Linked DNA regions of Homo sapiens: region 2 is linked to region 1. Evidence: read pairs that join two places in POLR2A ChIA-PET (ENCODE). Cell type or tissue: K562. All regions are shown on one strand. Links, peaks and the distances in the headings refer to the core of each region. The heading gives the core; the rest is flanking DNA. Region 1 overlaps LINC01132 (long intergenic non-protein coding RNA 1132). Region 2 has its middle 12 kb from the start of LINC03108.

The links. Peaks named below come from ENCODE experiments on the same cell type or tissue, not always from the same donor. Only the 100,000 strongest peaks of a DNase experiment are listed, where the experiment ranks them.
Region 2: POLR2A ChIA-PET joins it to region 1 with 5 read pairs; 17 of 35 experiments call an interaction of 5 or more read pairs at or near these places.

Annotation. Positions count from the first base shown.
Region 1 is chr1:234,726,953-234,729,863 of GRCh38, forward strand. LINC01132 (long intergenic non-protein coding RNA 1132) reads left to right here. Exons shown (of 3, transcript NR_038856.1): 3 at 1,396-2,911. Among named protein-coding and RNA genes, the nearest start is that of LINC01132, 4.4 kb to the left of the region's middle. RefSeq lists a silencer at 1,230-1,524. In K562, for the core only: no CTCF peak of the experiment used is centred there; DNase peaks (open chromatin) are centred at 623 and 1,429.
Region 2 is chr1:234,991,696-234,994,606 of GRCh38, forward strand. No RefSeq gene overlaps it. Among named protein-coding and RNA genes, the nearest start is that of LINC03108, 12 kb to the left of the region's middle. In K562, for the core only: no CTCF peak of the experiment used is centred there; no DNase peak of the experiment used is centred there.

The DNA of each region.
Region 1 (2,911 bases), core at 316-2,815:
GATCCGTAGGGTGTGGGGGAAGGGGGCAGGGGAAGTGTATTTTCAGTAACAGAGACCTAAAGCAGAAACTATTTGCAAACAGGTGACCTGCTCAATTTCTCCTGTGATCTTTCATTTCTAATGCTGGTTTTTCCCCCTCATTAAAAAACTCAATTTAATTTCTTGCTTCACCTGCATGGTAAAAATAATTACATACAGACATTAAGCCTGCACTAAAAATCAATATACAGAGAGATTCCACCTTTGCTGTTAGTCATCACAGGGCTTGTTGGCCACAAATAGAAAGCATTTAAAATACTTCTCTTTGTAGAAAGACAAGTGAAACCAGTCACTAGCCCTGTTGCTGAAGAGTGGCCTTTGTATGTTAGTGAAAGTCAAGGGTCAGGAAGGAAGATGAGGCTCTAACAGGGATTTCATGGCGTCCAGAGCCCTGTTTTCTTATTGGTGAAAGATACAAGGGCTGATCACCATCAGAGAACACTAACTTCAGATGCAGGGCCTCCACGCCACTGCTGCTGCCTTAATGGACATAAGCATTCTTCTTTATTTCCTGGAGCTCAAGCCTGAACCACAGGGGGTATAAGGAGAACGCCGTAAGGCACTGCTGTTCCCAGGCCCCCGCCCTCCCATCTGCACAGCCATCTCATCGCAGTCTCCTTCAGTGTCCTTGGACTCCCAGGGCTGCTGGGGTTCAGGACAGGCTGTTTGCATGAAGAGGGTCTTTATAGCTCCACCCAGAGGGGTTTGGAGAGTTTGACGATTGCTGCAGGAGATGGGAAGCTCTTGCCATATGAGGACCCAAATAAGTATTTAGGAGCCTGCAAAATCAGCTGGGCCCTAATCTACTCTCCAGCTGTTTCTAAGAGAGGTGATCTGAAAAACTGTCACCGAGGAAACTGGTTGTGAGGATTTTTAAGAGACTTGGGAGCCTGGCTAATGTTTGAATGTTTGTGATATGACATGCTGTATCTTGCATCTTCCTGGTACAAGGTAGATCAGCGGCTGCACACATCAGTGGGTCTTTGGATAGTCTGATTTAAATGTATTCTGGCCGGGCACAGTGGCTCACAGCTGTAATACCAGCACTTTGGGAGGCCGAGAAGGGCAGATCACCAGGTCAGGAGATTGAGACCAGCCTGGCCAACACGGTGAAACCCCGTCTCTACTAAAAATACAAAAATTAGCTGGGCGTGGTGGCGCGTGCCTGTAATCCCAGCTACTCGGGAGGCTGAGGCAGGATAATCGCTTGAACCAGGGAGTCAGAGGTTGCGGTGAGCCGAGATCGCGCCACTGTCCTGGCGACAGAGTGAGACTCTGTCTCAAAAAAAAAAAAAATGTATTCCATCTGGACGTTTCTAGGATTAGTCAACAGGTTCATTGTTTTTATCTCTACAGCTTGTTTCCCATTGCAACAAGGCCTCCCACTGCAAGACAGAGAGGAAGAGCTCTGCCACCCATGTGTGTAAGGCCATGTGGATACCTCATGACATCCTGGAAGGCCACAGGGCTGTGGCCGCCATTCAACTTAGGTTGACATGGCCAAGACCATAGAGCTAATGAGTGGCAATGTTGAGCCTAGACCCTAAGTCTCTAGATTCCTCCTGCAGGGCGCTGGGTGTTGTGGGGGCGTCTCTGAGGTGGGTCAGAGTGAACCTGCAGGGGCCACTTAAAACCCTTGCAGGCCTTGGCTCCTTCTCCAAAGAAGCCCAAGCCAGAATGGCAGTAGAAGTATCTCCTGTGACCGCAAGCCAGGCACTGATTCTTAGGTTGCTTCCTGGTCCTTCTGTATGTATTGCTAAGAGCAGCAGTGTTCTTTCTTGCCACAGAGTGAGTCCTGGTGCATAAATCTGTGCTCATGTCACCCAGTGCTTTCACCTGCCTGTTCGTGATAATCCTGGGACAAGACCCTCACCTGCCTGCACGGGGGCGGGGGGGGCGTGAGGTCTAGAGACCCAAATGAAGGCCTCACTGAATGGACTTCCCTGAGGTGTCGGGGCCACTGATGTGGTGCCAGGGCCTGTCTATTCTTCCTGCTAGCCAAAGGCTGGCTTCTCAAGCCGCTGGATGAATGGGGAGCCTGGAGATGTTGAACAAGTCACGTACGTCTCTGATTGCCTCGATTTCCCCATTTTGGCCGATGGCATCGCTAAAGCATTTGATGATTCCACCGTCAAGTGTGAGAGCTACAGGAGATAAAAATTTTAAATTACTAATCACCCATGGTAATGCATGGTAATGCATGCTGAACAAACAGTGAGGAGGCCAGACGCCACCGCATTCCAAAACAGGAAGCACTCAGGAACTCTACCAGAGCATGGCTGCCCTCTCCACATCTGCACTACTGGACTGAGGGCTTAGTTGATCCATCTCTTCCACAGATTTGCAGAGATATGCTCAAGCGTGACTTAAGTGACTTAAGGCTCATGTGTTGCCTCCCTATGTCAAGCTTTTCACCCAGTGAGCTCTTTGAGAACAGGGGCTGCATTTTAGGACATCTCCCCCAGTGTCTTCGTAGAACCAGGCAAGACACACGGCCTTGTTGGAAGTGCCAAACATCTATTCTTCATCAGCAGAATGGATGAGCCCCTGAAAGGCATGAGTTGAGCTGCGCAGTCTGAACTCAGGGAAGTCCTCGCAGCGGGCTCCCAATTCCTGCCTCTCAAGAAGCAAGCTGAGCCTTAAAGATGGCTGAAAATGTGAACAGTCTCAGGGCCACGCAGACCCACCTGAGCAGTTGCTCTCTGATGTCTCACCGAGCCATCCACCATCCCAGCGAAGAAAGGGCCTGCAAGCAGACCAGAAAATGCCCCATTCAGTCATGCTGCTTAGTCATGGCCCAAACCTGCAGCGTTTAATTCTGCTCACTGTGACTTTATTGCAATGGCACACACATTTACATCACTTTATGTGC
Region 2 (2,911 bases), core at 287-2,786, 260 kb after region 1:
GGATAACCTGAGGTCAGGAGTTTGAGACCAGCCTGACCAATATGGCAAAACCCTACTAAAAATACAAAAATTAGCCGGGTGTGGTAGCACATGCCTGTAATCCCAGCTATGGCTGAGGCAGGAGAGTCACTTGAACCTGGGAGGCAGAGGTTGCAGTGAGCCAAGATCATGCCATTGCCATCCAGCCTGGGCAACAAGAGTGAAACTCCATCTCAAAGAAAAATAAGGACTTTGTTTCAGGAGCAATGGGGAGACTGTAAGGGTTCAGGGAGAGGAGTGACAACATCAGTGTTTCATTTTGAGAGTTCCCTCTGGTTACTGCATGCAGAAGAGACGAGGCAGGGCCAATACCCAGGCGAGAAGCAGTGCACCAGCCCCTATGGAGGTTCAGGGGTATCTGGTAACCTGGAGAGTCTGAGGATCCCATGGTCTTGAGTTAAATCTCTCTGGGACTTCAGGCAAGTCAGTAAGCCCCTGCACACCTCAGATTCTTCATATGCTAAATAATGTGATATGAATTCCTGCTACAGTTGGCTCTTAGTATACGAGGGGGATTGGTTTCAGCAACCCCATGTATACTCATATCTGCACATACTCAAATTTGCAGTCAGCCCTGCAGAATCTGCAGGTATGAAATGTCCCCCTGCTCTATATGCAGGTTTCACATTCTGTGAAGACTATATTTTCCATCCGCATTTAGTTGGAAAAAATCTGCGTATAAGTAGATTCACATAGTTCAAGCCCATATTGTTCATGGGTCAACTGTATAGAGAGTTGGGGGGCAGGGATTAGAGGAGACTCTGCTTATAAAGCTCTGAGCACATGGCCAGTGTTCAGCCAACATCAGCTATTGTCTTTTTTTTTTTTTTTTTCTGAGATGGGTCTTACTCTGTCACCAGCCTGGAGTGCAGTGGCGTGATCTCGGCTTACTGCAACCTCCGCCTCCTGGGTTCAAACAATTCTTGTGCCTCAACCTCCCAAGTAGCTGGGATTACAGGCACACACCACCACACCCAGCTAATTTTTTTTTCTTTTTTTTTTTAAGACAGAGTCTCACTCTGTTGCCCAGGCTGGAGTGCAGTGGCACGATCTCAGCTCACTGCAACTTCTGCCTCCCGGGTTCAAATAATTCTCCTGCCCCAACCTCCCAAGTAGTTGGGACTACAGGCATGTGCTACCACGCCCGGCTAGTTTTTTGTATTTTTAGTAGAGACAGGGTTTCACCGTATTAGCCAGGATGGTCTCGATCTCCTGACCTTGTGAGCCGCCTGCTTTGGCCTCCCAAAGTGCTGGGATTACAGGCATGAGCCACCATGCCCAGCCAGCTATTATCTTTATTGGAATTGAACAGACATGGAATTTACTGGAGGTGAGGCATGGGAGGAAGTAGGATATGGAGGAAGAAGCCCAAGGTACCAGCCTGAGAACCAGGGTGAAGGGTGCTGCTGTTTATGAAGCTGGGGTGCTGCAGGGCAGGAGCAGGTTCAGGAAGGGAGATGGCCTTGGGTTCCGTTTGGGGCATGTGGAGGTGGGTGCACCTGTGAGACCTCAGGTCCAGAGCTGAGAAGGCTGGGTGGGCAGAAGATGGTGATTTGAAAGTCATATGGGCATAGAAATGGTATTGGAAGCCACAGGGATGATTTGAGGGGTGAATGCAAGATTAAATGAGAAATGTGCCAGGGATAGAGTGCTAAGAACACCCACAATGGCTGGGCGCGGCGGCTCACACCTGTAATCCCAGCACTTTGGGAGGCAGAGGCGGGCAGATCATAAGGTCGGGAGATCGAGACCAGCCTAGCCAACATGGTGAAACCCCGTCTCTACTAAAAATACAAAAATTAGCTGGGTGTGGTGGCGAGTGCCTGTAATCCCAGCTACTTGGGAGGCTGAGGCAGGAGAATCGCTTGAACCCGGGAGGCAGAGCTTGCAGTGAGCCGAGATCACACCACTGTAGTCCAGCCTGGGCAACAGAACGAGACTCCATCTCAAAAAAAAAAAAAAAAAAAAAAGAACACCCACAATTAAAGGAACAAGTTCTCCAACAAAGGATTCTCATAAGTTGTGGCCTGAGGGGAACAGAATAAAAAGCAACAAGGTGTCATGGAACTCAAGGAAAAGGGACCTTCATGAAGATGAAGGGAGAAGTCAGCTGTGCCTGGTGTTGGTTTTTCCTTTCTAGAACTAAAAGCCAGAATGATTGACAAGGCCCCCCAGTGATGGGGACCATGGTCCATTCACTCCCAGCAAACCTTGGGGAAGAGGATGCAGCGTGGAGGTAGCCTGTGGAGGAGGATGGAATCCTGCCTCCTGCCAGGGTCTGTCCCCAGCCATACTGTGGTGGTTTCATTGCAAATCACCAGGTCCTGGGTCTGACACTTTACTTTCCCTGTTCCTGCAGAGTGACGGTCACGCAAGCTGATCTGAACCTCCACTGGCTTCTCAGACTCAAACCAAGCACTTCTCTTCCTGGGATCACGAGTTCTATTCAGAGTGGGCCCTGGAGGCCTTCAAAGCTGGGCCCCAGGTTCTCACGGTGAACTAAACTTTCTCCGCAAACCCCCTTGGCCCCACACCTGGCTTATCTGGCTCCAGCCCTGAGCCACCCAGCACTGTCCCGATGTAAATACGTGTTCAGCAGAGACGCACAAGGACTGGCAAGGATGCCTCATACTAGTTGATCCTAAATCTAAAAGACTATGTTTTTGCTACATTCACTCACATGCATCACACACCTGTAGGCACACATGAACACATACATGCACACACGCACACATTTTCTTCCAGTTTAACTCATGCTACTTAGAGAACCAGCTAGAAGGTGAGCTTTCTCCTAGGCCCTCTCATTACAGATGAGGACACCCAGGCCCCAAGAAGCTCAGCGTTTCACCAACAACCCTTGGCAGTGACGGTG